Linked DNA regions of Homo sapiens: region 1 is linked to region 2. A link is a loop called in an ENCODE intact Hi-C map of the cell type or tissue named here. Cell type or tissue: Calu3. All regions are shown on one strand. Links, peaks and the distances in the headings refer to the core of each region. The heading gives the core; the rest is flanking DNA.

Evidence for each region. Hi-C counts contacts between places; a loop is a spot of excess contacts. Peaks named below come from ENCODE experiments on the same cell type or tissue, not always from the same donor. Only the 100,000 strongest peaks of a DNase experiment are listed, where the experiment ranks them.
Region 1: it touches region 2 in a loop (3-fold over the local background); 2 of 110 quality-filtered maps call a loop at or near these places.

The regions. Positions count from the first base shown.
Region 1 is chr5:57,432,211-57,438,557 of GRCh38, reverse strand. All of the region lies in intron 1 of RMEL3 (enriched in melanoma 3), which reads right to left. Among named protein-coding and RNA genes, the nearest start is that of RMEL3, 40 kb to the right of the region's middle. In Calu3, for the core only: no CTCF peak of the experiment used is centred there; DNase peaks (open chromatin) are centred at 2,277 and 2,557.
Region 2 is chr5:57,690,353-57,696,699 of GRCh38, reverse strand. No RefSeq gene overlaps it. Among named protein-coding and RNA genes, the nearest start is that of LNCBRM, 120 kb to the right of the region's middle. RefSeq lists enhancers at 3,264-3,558, 2,878-4,077. In Calu3, for the core only: no CTCF peak of the experiment used is centred there; a DNase peak (open chromatin) is centred at 3,429.

The DNA.
Region 1 (6,347 bases), core at 1,316-3,815, 260 kb after region 2:
AAAGCAACGAACTCGCTTCAATTATTTTGTAAAAATAGAAATAAAACTGCGTATCATTTCAGTTGGTAGAAGAGGAACAGTCACTGAACATATATATATCCTGGTTACTGATGTGTCCACGTTTTGAAAGCATTTCCTGGCCTTCCTCTCCAACAGTCAGGATAAACAGTCAGTAAAGGTCATTCTGCAGAAGGCCGACTGTCACCCTGAGTAATATCTATCCCTCGTGTTTCAACCCCTTTTCCTGCAGCCACAGATTGTTTATATTAAAAAGAGAAGATGATCTTTATGTTTTCTCTCTTCTTGACTCATTTTGAAAGGAGGTATGGCAGAGAACATAGAGGAATTGCATCCAAATCCTATAGCTACATTTGCATCCTGGGTCCATTCCAGAAATCTGAGTGTTAAGAGAGTGAGGAGGTGCAAAGCAAGGAAGGAAACAGAAATGCTTGAACCCCCATAAACAGGCTCTTCAGCATTGTGTTTATTCTCCTTCCTCCAGTTCATTTTCCTGCCCTAAGGAGAAGACAATCCTGATTTGCAAAAACTAGGAATAAATTGTTGTCTTTGCACTTTTTTTCTACAATGTGACCCTCGGTGCATATAGACACACACCTGGATTATAACAGGCCTTGCTTTGCAGGGCCCTTTGAATGGCAGATACAGAGGCTGAGCATTCAGGCACCCAACATATTATGACTTCTACGGCCTTTTCAAGTGACCCAGAATACTTGCTCCCCCCAGCCCCCACCAGCAACATTTCTTTTGGAAGACCAAGTCATTTATGCCACTTCCAAGATACCACAAATTACCTATGAGTATTCTTTCCTGAGAGCTGGTTTTGATTTGATAGAAAAGAGAAAATGGAAACAGCACAATGGGGACAACACAAGGGTGGGAAAAGACAGCCTGGTGGCTTCAAGATGAACTTTCTTACCTTACAAGTTTTTCTAATGGATTAATGTAGCAAAAAAAAATTTATACACTTCACACAGCTTCTCTGAAGGGAAGAGACTTTTGATGGCTTAAGAAAATGGCACAAAAAAGACTGGGGGAGATGAGGTATTTTCAAAGTACAGAATGCATAAGGGTGGTGGGGGGTAAAGGTGGCAGATGAGACATGAGAGAATAGGCATCTGACAATTGAGAAGAAGAAACTTTTGGGAGTCAAGAGGGAGAATCGAAAGGAGGCCTAAGGCTCCCCATCCACCTGCTACACAGCATCTCCTAGACCTGGCACTAAATCACAGCTTTTCCAAAGGGTGAATTTGTACTAGGGGCTACCTGGACTTCTAGCAGTGAGATGAGGGCAAAATTTAACACAAGGAAATACAGGAGGGAGTCATTTCAGGTCGGTAACATAGAGGAAATAGATTGGTTGGACTCGTTCCACCTACATTGGAGGCTCATCAGTGGGGTTTGTGTGTTTTCTACAGCAGGTGAGAGCCAGCCCTGAAAGATGATGGGAAGTCAGAGTGGAAAGACCTAACAATAGTGTTCTACAAATGTATCAAAGCTACAAAGGAACAGTATTCTCAATGTACCTTTGATATATTTCAGTGCTGTCCTAAGACCCAGGTAAGAGGGGTCCTGCCTTAGATACCCAACTGTGCCTATGACCAGTTTATATCAGTCAAGGAGCCTGCACAGCCAAGGTGAATCACATCCCCCTTTGATACCACTCTCTGGGTCCTGAAGACTCTGGAGTTTCTTGCCCAAACATCCCAAGCCTGCTTCCAGGTCTTATGTGGGCTTCCTCCCAGATGTGACCTCTTAAGAATAAACTGCACAGCTGGTGTATGCCACTTAACCCCAAGAGGCAGCTGTTTGGAGGAGGAGTGGATAGAACTGGAATGTGGGCACACAAGGCCCATTCAGGTATTGATTGGAGTTGATTCCAAGAAGGGAAATGAATGGGTCAGGTCGGAGATGCATTCTCCCACACTACACCATTGTAGTACTCCATAGAGATTTTGAGAAGTCACAATTTTAATCAGACTTTCCAGTTTATTACTAAGATATGTTTATAGTTTATTTAACATCTTTCAGCCTGACTTACAAATTTCAATATTTAGACATAGGGTACATAGGCTTCCATTTGAACTCTTTCCCTAGACCTCTCAAATTTGAAGATGGGTCCACTGTGTTTCACTAAAATCTCTCCACTCCACGATGAGGAGATCACTAGACCCAAAGGCAGGATATAGAGGGTTCTGTCTAGGTTCTGTCACTAGCAATCAGTGTGCCTGGCGGTGCCATGTGAACTCCCTCGCTTCAGAGTCCCCTTAAGGCTATTGGGCTAGAAGTTTCAGTAAGTTCCTCAGTGAACAAGGAAATCTAGGGCATAATTCACCAACAGGGAAATGGAGCAAGGAAGGGTTTTTCCAACTTTAAGGTACAACCAGAATGAATGCAGAAATAATTCCAATATCCTGCTTTTGTGCTGTACCTTTTCCATTGAGAGAACTGTTTTGAACCAAGGTCTGAATCATAAGAAGGAAATACTCCCACAGACCTACAGCTATGGAAATTCTTGCACTCCTCGACCCACATGATCACATTTTTCTGTGATTAGTACAAGGTTTCTCAGATAGGTGTTGTTTGCATTATAGAAATGCTTCCAAAATCAATAAGAAGTATTATACCTTATCTCTCTCCAGATGGGAAAAACAATAAAGAATGTTGTAAACCGTGCCTGGGAGGCTGAGAAGTGCATACATTCATGTCAAATACAAAGTGACCACAGCCCAGGACATAGCATTCATCAGACCTCACTGTAGAAGCCAGTTCTTTCAGAGGAACCAGCCCAGAGAAACCACATTACAGAAAGATAAGACTAAGAAATGATTTTGTTTTCCTTGCCACATGTTCTACTCCAAATAGGAAAGAACATCAGAGAGCTAAGATCCCATTAAAATTTATGGGAGTCTATGGTTTCCATGGGAGAACAAGCTTGATTTTATTTGAGTTATACTATAAATCTCTCATCTTTAAGTTGGAAGAAGTGCATAGAACAGAATATGGCAGAGAAGCCACAGCCCAAAGTGTAGACATAAATTATATCAAATGAGGACAAAAGGTAACTACTTGGGTGGCACAACATGTAGGGTGGTGTTATAGTCCGTAGAAATCGAAGACACTTAACTCATTGCAATAGGCATGGTCCAGACTATAATGATGGCATTAGGAATAGAAGGATGAAATGTAATGCGAGAGGGGAAAAGTCAGTGTTGTATTTGGGAAAAGAAAAAGGATGAAAAAATAATTATAAACAATGACCTTGAGTAAGTGGAAGAATGATGCCACCAACAGAAATGAAGAAGTCTGAGAGGGACCAGGAGAAATCCATTTAGACATAAGTTTGAGGTGGCAACTGGGCATCAAAGTGGAGCTGTCGGGTAGACATCTGCAAATTTGAGGCTGAAGCTGAGAAAAGAGAACATAGTTTGAGCTGTGGATTGGGAGTCATTCAAAATTTATGTCAGAGATGAAGCCACAAAAGCAACGATATGCTAAAAGGAAAAAGTTAGTAGAGCCTAAAGAACTATGGGTTAAGAACACTGTTATGGAGTGGAAACAATAAAATGGAGCCAGAAGAAACAAAAAAAAAAGAGAACGAGAGAGAAAAAATGGTACCTGGAGAGCTAGGAAGAAGAAGAGAACCAGATCAGGACAGTTATGGAGAAGAAAATTTCAAGAACAAGAGTGCAGCCAGATTTAGGTTAAGGAGAAAGAAACCTGAGAAAGTATATGGGCATCATTTAGAGGGAAAGTCAGAGCTAATACCAGGATGACACATTGAGAATAAGAGAAGAGAAATTATCAATAGCAAGCATGCACTACTCTTTTGAGAAGTTTGGCACGTCTCAAAAAAAAAGGAATAACAGCAAGGGATAAGCAGCAGGGGTTACATGAGTATGATTTTAAGGAGAAGGGAACACCAACCAAGTACCTAGCATACAGAGGTGGTGGGTCACTGAGGCCATTCTTACTCCAGGAATACCTGAATGAATGGGTTACACCACAGTCACTGGGCAAGTGCCAAATGACCCCCATCGTAGTCCAATCCTGCTTCTCTGCTGTCAGAGCTGATTAGACTTGAGTGTCTGGAATGTGCCTGGATTTTCTCAGAGAAAGGAGCAATAGAAACACAAGACATTGTGATAAGCCACACATGCATATGAAACAAAAGTTGGCCAGAGCGATTCCAAAGGTAAAGGTTGATCTTTATGGGAAATGACTCAAATGTCCCCATGGACCTATTAAAATAGGGATTTCACAGACTTGAGTACAATAGGCTATCAATATGGATTTGAGACACAGGAAATTTAATTGTGACCGCAGCTCTGCCATTTTCTTTGGGTGACTCAGGACAAGCTCCTCAACTTCTGAGTTCTAATTTTCTTAACAGAAAAAATAAATAATACCTCCCTGACCTATCATACAGTGTGTTGGGAGATAAAGATACTTTAGAAATTACAGAGGTCTCCACAAATGGGTATTTTGCTTCTTTTGTGGTACTATTGAAACAAATAAAATTGTATCGTTAATGGTTTCATAAACTTGAAACATATGTTGTAAGCCTTCTGTATCATCAAAAAGTTCCATCAAAGTTGTGTTAAAGTCTACCATCTGAAACCTTTAAGGTGGGTCGGGGGGAAGGATTTACCTAAAAGCAAGCTGATGGGTTGTGAGTCTCTCTACCCTTAAGACTGGTGATGCAAAGTTTTTTTGTAAGTATTTCTCTCAAAGTCTTACTTTCAGGGGCTTCCGTGAAAGTAAAGGAAATCAGAGTTCTTCTTACTGATTAGGGACTTTAAAATGTTTTAGGTTTTGTTTCAAACTATTGGAAAAAGTGATTTTTCATTTCATATTTTTTGTGGCTAGTGAATTGACCATCAGGGGACTAATTCAATTCAGCTGTTGTGTTTTATGCGTTCATTTGAATTTCCCAACTGAATTATAGCTGCTTAATTCAGGTTTTTTCCATTTAAATGTTGGTCTTATAATACATTTCCATACAAAACAATCTGGTCTCTTTATGGGAGCATTTTGGTGGCCAAACATAGAAAAATAAAAAGTTTTTAAGTTCAAAGAATTGGTAGTTTTTGTTTCTACAAAAGAGAAAGAGAAAGATGGAGAAATTAGATAGGGTTCAGGTAGGACTAAATACCTAGATGTGAAGACTAAAAGTATGAACTGATTCTTAAAATTTTAAGTAGAGAATAGTTAAGATTGAAAAGAAATAATGAGTTTTCTTCAAATATAAGGAGGGCCTCATTTCTAATAGAATATCAGTGATATTTCTATTCAGTTAAGGACCAAATATATGTCTCAGTGCTTTGGCAATGTCAAGAACAGAGAAGGTTTTCAATGAATATATGCCAAATGAGAGCATTTTTTAAGTGCCCTAAATTAAACCATAAGGAACTGAAGTTATATATGAAGAATAATTCCCTGAATGGAATGGCAAAGCTACCACAGGGTGGCGTGAATCTCTGGGACATACTACGGTGTCCAGGTACCTCACTGGGCAGTTAAGTATTAGGCTGTATTCTTAACTCCTTAAGAATGGTTTGCTTGCAGTTCTTCCTAAAGATAAAACATTTCTAGACAACCTTCCCAGACCATTCATTTCTGGGATTCCATAAAGAATCTGAAATTGAAGGTGAAGGAGATTAGGGAAAGTGAAGCAATTGAGCCAAAAGGATATTCTTCCCATAGAGAATGCTTTGGTTCATAAACCTACCTTTTTAGGTGAGTTGGGATGCTTTGAACAAATTTTTTTAAAAGTGCCTTCAAAATTCAAAATTCAGTAGCATTGTGAGGCTTGGTATAAGGCCCCATTTGCTTCACTGGACAGAGAAAGGACTGTAAGTCTTCTGTATTTAACCTTCTTCTCTACGATATACCTCAGCTAGCTATCAGATGCACTTATTGAGTCTCTACTATGTGTAAATTACTTGCATATTATTCTCAAAATAACTCTGCAGAATTCATAAATGCAGGTAATTTACTTCAGAATATCTAGGTATTAACTAGCAGAATCTGGATTTATATCCAAATATGCCTGGTTCATGGTTCATGTTAAGCACCTCTTCATTAGTATGGCTATTTCTATATGACAAGAAAATCAAAGAAGATGGTTTGCTATCACTTCTTCCTGCTCCTTCCACATGAAAGGAGAAAACTGTACTTCAAGTGATTCCCTCGGTCTGTGGGTGATTGAGTCAGCCCTCTGTAAGCTGGACTGTGATCTCAATGGCCAGTATTGCAAAGCCCCACACACCACTGACACAAAGAGTTAAGAGGGCCTCCTCCCTCTGGCAACAACAGTCCAGACCAGT
Region 2 (6,347 bases), core at 2,202-4,701:
GTAAAAAAGAAAACAATTTTAATTTGATAAAAAGAATACAAAAAAACAGCACAAACAAGAAAAATAGCCAATCTCAACCCAGAAGGGGAAGCTCCAGGGACAAAGCAACTGGGAAAGTGAACAAAAGGCTGGGGTGCTGACCTTAACTTGCCTGTGTAAGGGGCCTGCTCCTCAGCTGTGCCTCATTATTCACAAAAACACAACAGAACAGACAGAAACTACAGCTCGAGAAAATGATATCCTTTAAAACTATCCTACAGCTTTCTGTAACAAAATGATGAAGAAAATGCATTTACTTGACTTTCTAAATTATAGGAAGAATATGTTTTTCCAAATAAATTTGTTATATCATCTTTCTCCCAACAGTTTGAGGCACTGGAATAGCTAAAGTGGTTCACTTTCTGTTGCCCAGTAGTGATAGACATAACAGTGCTTTCACCTCCTACCTCTCCAGAGAGTGCAAGACAAAGGGACTGTGAGTAATATTATCCCAATTAGCAAAGACAGAGGGCAGTCTGCAGAGTAAGGTTCCTGGTTTATATTTATTTCACCTTAGGACTCCAGAGGGAATGGTCCATCTTTAAAGTGTGCCTTTGGCTGAGATACCAGGGACAAGGAGGTGGGAAGGCTGTCTGATTAGGAGTCCAGAAGATCCTACCTATCAGATGCATGGCCCTCAGAAGGACAGAGAAGGGAAAGGCTACAAAGCAATCTGGTTCTAGATTTTGTATATGACCTAATCCCTAGTCTCCAGAGTACAGGCCTTCACTGCCAAAAACAAAAGTAAAAATCTCCACCACCTGTCTCCTAAACAAGATAAAATTTATTACTTTTAACTGAATAGACACACACGAATGGGTGTCAGCTGTGACAGGCCCCAGGGGTAGTGGTCTTGACAGGTAGATGGAGCCTCCCTTCCTCTGACTTCTTGCCATTGGCACACAGTCGCCGACCGCCTATTCTTGCCCCATTCCTCACCCTGGGATTTACAGGGGCTGGTGTTGTGATAATGAGGACACAGACAAAACTATAGGCCAGGACCCAGGAACTACACAGGTTTCTGAGTTTGGGGAGGCACTTTCATGGCTTATGAAACACTGGAAGGCTGCCGCTCTAGAGGACACCAGCACCCCATTTCACTGCTCAAAGCACGTACTGGAATCAAATCGCCCCTACGATTTCTGGCAAAAAGAAGGTGGGGCACTTCCCTGTTGGCTGGACTTCAGAAAGCAGGAAAATCAGGGTTGGCCTGCCTGGGTAACATTGTTCCATAGCAGAAAGTGATGTGTTGCTGTGGCTATTTTTTTTTTTTTTCCTTTAGCTGAGACATTTTCCCAGTATCTCTTTAGATAGAAAGTCAGTACCTTTTCCCTGGGTACATAGATCAACTTATGCAACTCAAGGGCAAGACAAACAAGCCATTATGATCTATCAGAATGAAAACAGTGTTTGTGTGTGTGTAAGAGAGAGCGAAAGAGAGTTGACATCATTATGGGAGAAGGATTTTTGTTTTTTGCATCGGTAAACTGGTCCCCTGAAAGTAGCAAAAGCTGTGTAGCTTTTTCTGTCATAAGCTGTATTTTATTATGCTTCATTAATAATGCAAATCTCCTTCGTTCAATTTTCTTAATTTCTTGCAGGATAAGAAATAGGGTGAAATAAAGATATCCTGTAGATCAGTGGATCTCAACCTTGGCTGCACATCAGAATCACCTGGAAGCTTTTAAAAATCCCCTAATCAGGCTACATCCCAGATTAATTAAATCCGAAGCTCTGGAGTGTGGGATGGAGGCATCAGTAGCCAATAAAGCTTGCCAGGTGACTCCTGGCAAGTCCAACATGTAGCCAAGATGTAGAACCACTGCCTCAGGCACCTGAAGTCCTCTGTTTTGTGTGTCACTCTGAACCCAAGAAATATGACTTTAAAACAAAAGGAAGAACGCACAAGCTCTTCTGTATTCACCTTAATATATTTCACTAACAAAATTTATTCAGCACATTTTAAAACAAAAACAAAGCTTTTAATATGTAATATATCAGTACATATTTTCCAAATTAAGTTCACAATTCACATAGAATAATTAACAACAATGTCAACTGTGATATGAATAAGAAGTTTCTTAATTTATCTCCAACTAAATACTGTTTTTACTTATCTTTTGCTTTGTTTAATATTACTGTTTTTCTCCTGCACATCTAATCTGTGAATAGAAAAAAGCCATTCCTTTATTCTTAAGTGACATCCATAATATTTGAGTTTGTTTCAGTGTTTCACATTCCTTTTTTAAATTAAAAAAAAAAGCAGTAGATATGGTAAGTATAAATGAAGTTGCAAATTAAATACCCCCAAAATAGCATTTTTCCATTCAAATGGACAACAATTTTGAAAGGTTAATAGCTTTCAAAGTTGGTGAGATTAGGAATTTGGGATTCTTAAATACTGTAGATGGGATTATAAATTTCCACAACCTTTTGAGAACCTAGTCTGTCAGAAATATGCAACCTTTTGAATTCTGATGCTAGCCAAGAGAAATAAAAGCACCAATACACAGAGATACATGTGAAAGAATATTGATTGCAACACTGTGTGTAATTGGGAAAACCGAAAGCAAACTGAACATTCATCAGAGGAAAAGAAATGACCAGTTTTACTTGCTCATGACTGAAATTGTTACAATAAGCATGTATTATCCTATAATTCAAATAACAATATACCTTTTTAAAAGCAAGGGAGAAAACCAGGAAGATAGCTATTAAATAAGATATTTTTCTCTTTGTTCCTTACTTGGCTGGCTCAAGCAAGTTCCAACATGGATTTCTGCACATCCAAAATCTCATGCGGAGATTAGTTTCTTCTTGTTTTCGTTGTACTCCCCATACACACACACACTCATTTCCCATAAATCATCAAAAGGATAGCTTTTCTTTCAATGCACATAATCTTGTTAATTGGGTACGTCTTATTTCTAATCAATTTGCAGAGAAGGTTTCAGAACACGAGTAGAAGACTATCAACTCTCACTGCTGATAAGGAGGGAGGAAAACCATTTAAGGTGCAAGGAATTTCAAGCCGTTGTTAGGAACAACAGGAATGCAGGGATCTAAAATTGCATACCAGGTAACAATCGGCGGCTCTGTTCAAATCAGAAATGGGACACAGAGAATCAAATTAGTATATTTGAATTCCATTCTAAATATTTTCCTTCTTGCTTAGTTAAATGTTATTTTTCAGGGTATATATGTAGCTGCAACATGTATTATCCTCAATGACACATCATTTGCTGGGATTCATTTGAGACGTAAGTGGGACCAGCAAATGGTTGCTGTTCTGTTTCTGTAGACTGACTAGAACAAGGCTAGAGAGGAAACAGAGACTGGCATTCATTCAGTGCCATTTGCAATGTGGAATGACTCATGCTTGCCTGGCCCCTGGTGAGTCATCAGCTGAACTCCAGGTCCAGGGAGGCCACAGCATTTCCATGGGGCGTTCTAATTCAGGTCATGCTGAGGTCAGCAGACTGCCAAAAATCACACGCTCCTTCCCTGGCCACCTCTTAAAAATATCCTGGGAATGTCTGTCTAGAAGGATTAAGGTCACTCTAATGCCTCATTAAAAAAAAACAACTTCATTTACCTTAAAAGATGAACTGTCTGGTAACAGACATAGATGAGGAGTGAAGACACTAAGCTCACATGCTGATTATTAGATTTCTAAAAAGGAAGCGTAATATCCTACCAATTCCATTTGGGGAAAGGCAGAAACTCATTCCCACACTAGACTCAGTTTAAGCAAGCCACCCTTGTCTCTGATTGGCCCCTTTTTTCCCCCTTAAGAAACAGGAATGCTGATTCTCAATCTTTCAAAATACTGAAGTTACCATGTCCTGGCTATGGGGACTGTGAGGTCACTGAGAGCAGACCCATTGCAAGCAGCACAGCACTGCAATTATGCCATCCAAGACAGACAGACATTTGTCTGTTTTCTGAGGTTTCCAGGGAAAGAGTTTGCGGACACTCTTAGCAATGTTTCTAGATCACAGAACGTTGCCTGTATTGGCTGGAGAGTTGGCTAGTGCAGTTGAATCTCATTCTTCTGTTTTCCCAGGAGATAATGGAACATAGCTGGCTATTATATAGGACAAAAATAATTGCTGAATTGGTATCATAACCAATTCAAGTGTAAACAAGATCAATCAACTTATTATTTTGTGAATCCAATAATCCCACACAATTATTTAATAATTTTTTTCCTGATTTGTTTTCTTATTTGAGACTGTGCTTATAATGTATTCAACATTGACTCGGTCAAGACCATTAAGACAAAGCATAAATTTTGCTTACTTTTAAGTAAACATGTAGAATTTATTATTGTTATTGTTATAATTATATTTATTGTTATGTAGCCCAAATAGTTGAATCATGATGATATATGATGGTATAAATTTTAAGGTGGTCAGGTCATTATCTTCAGGTTTCTGTCTCTTCTACTTTACTAGGTAGTTCTTCCTCGATGGTCTAGATTAACCCTGAGTAACAATTCTCTCCCACTGCTTCCAAAAAAATTGCTGGAAGAAAGTTTACGTGGAACAAAGATGTTCCTGATTTGAAAACAATTAGTATATCTGTCAGTGTCTCATCAAGAAGCAAATAGCATACTCAAAGAGGGTGATTAAAGAGGTTTTAGTGAAAAGATGTATTAAAGATGTGGGTAGTGTCTTGGGGGAAAGAGAGTCTGAGATGAAATTTTCTTGTAGAAAGTCTCTTGGGGAGTGCCCATGGTATTAACACTTGTGAAGGTGGGGGAAACAAAATTGAGCAGAAGTAGAAGCTGAACCTCGTTGCAATCACAACAAAGATGTGAGGCTATCCCACAGGGAGCTCTGAAGCTGGCATGGCCCTTGAAAATTATTCCTTTTTAGACAAAAGGCCAAGCCTTTGTATTCATCCCCAGATAGGCCAGTCACTGGATGCTTGCTGACCCTGGAAACATGGGCCGAAGTGGCTCTTCACTGAGGGCAACTTTCTTCACAGCTGGAGGAATAAGAGCCTCCGTGCTGGAGTGGGTTCTGACACACCACACCATCCTCACAGGCAAGATGGGGCAGCTTCTCAGAGTCAGCAGCAATGATCCATGGCCACCTTGAAGCCTGAAGAGGTGAGGAGTGGAGCTGAAATGTGATGATGTCTGTGGTTGGTGGAAGAGGGCCACTCTACTGCAGCCGATATTTGGTGGAGGAGCACAGCCACTACCAGCCAGTGCCCAGGCAGGGAGGAAATGGAGGCAACAAATACCACAACTCTCTCTTCTCACCCTCCAGTTCCCTGCCAGAGTTCCCCACTGGCCAATTACAAAAGAAAGCCAGGGACAAAGAGGCCAGCCTTTAGATTACAGCCCCCTGGAACACAGAGCAGGACAGAAAAGAGAGTGGATCTGAAGAAGCTAAGATATTCAGCACATTCAGACTCTTAGCTGAAAATCCAGTTGTCAAAAGTTGGCCATTACATTTATATTCATTTAAGAGCAAAGTAATTTTACTTTCCCAGCTTTCTTTAACTTAAGACACATAGGAAATGTGGAGTCCTAATTAGGAAAAAGGAATCAAGTGGGTGGGAGCAGGAAAAAGCAGAGAGAAAGCAGATAAGCTACAAGTCTGCCTTTCTCCATGGTCCAGGACACATAGCCCTCCCATGCAAATAACTCACAGTCTTCCTGCTCCCAGCTATCACCATACCTTAGGCTGATAAAAAAATATATATATGTATGTCTGCTCACTGCAGCCTTGGCGTTATCAGTACTGCACAAAGCCCTCATCAGCACACAGCATAAGCACCATTTTATAAAATCCCCAGCAAGCCTTTGTCTCCGTGCAGTCAGCTCTTCTCTTGCTGATTGGCCCATTGCACCCTTGTAATGTATTTTCATACTTTTCCTAATAAACCTGCCTTTCTTTACCTATAACTGTCTTAGTAAATCCTACTTACCACTGACACCACTGGCCCCAGATAGCCGCTACCTGCGACAGAAGCTTTCTTCAAGTACTGTCTACTGACCAAGCAGATGGGTTAAAATTGTGTGAACTTGCTTGTATTTTTTCTGATGAGGGAAAAGATATGTGAAAAATAACCCCAACATGGATTTACTTTTCCTAGTTTAAATCTCAAAAATTGAGTCTAAAGTATCAATTATTTACCATCATAAAATTATTAGAATTTTTAGTAACAAAATTTATAAACAATAAATACTTATAAACAATACATTTATAAACAAAAAAGTATTCTCTTCTGCTGAATGCTACATGGTGGAAAAAATACGTAAGTAAAAACCAAGCAAATAAAGATAGAAGCCA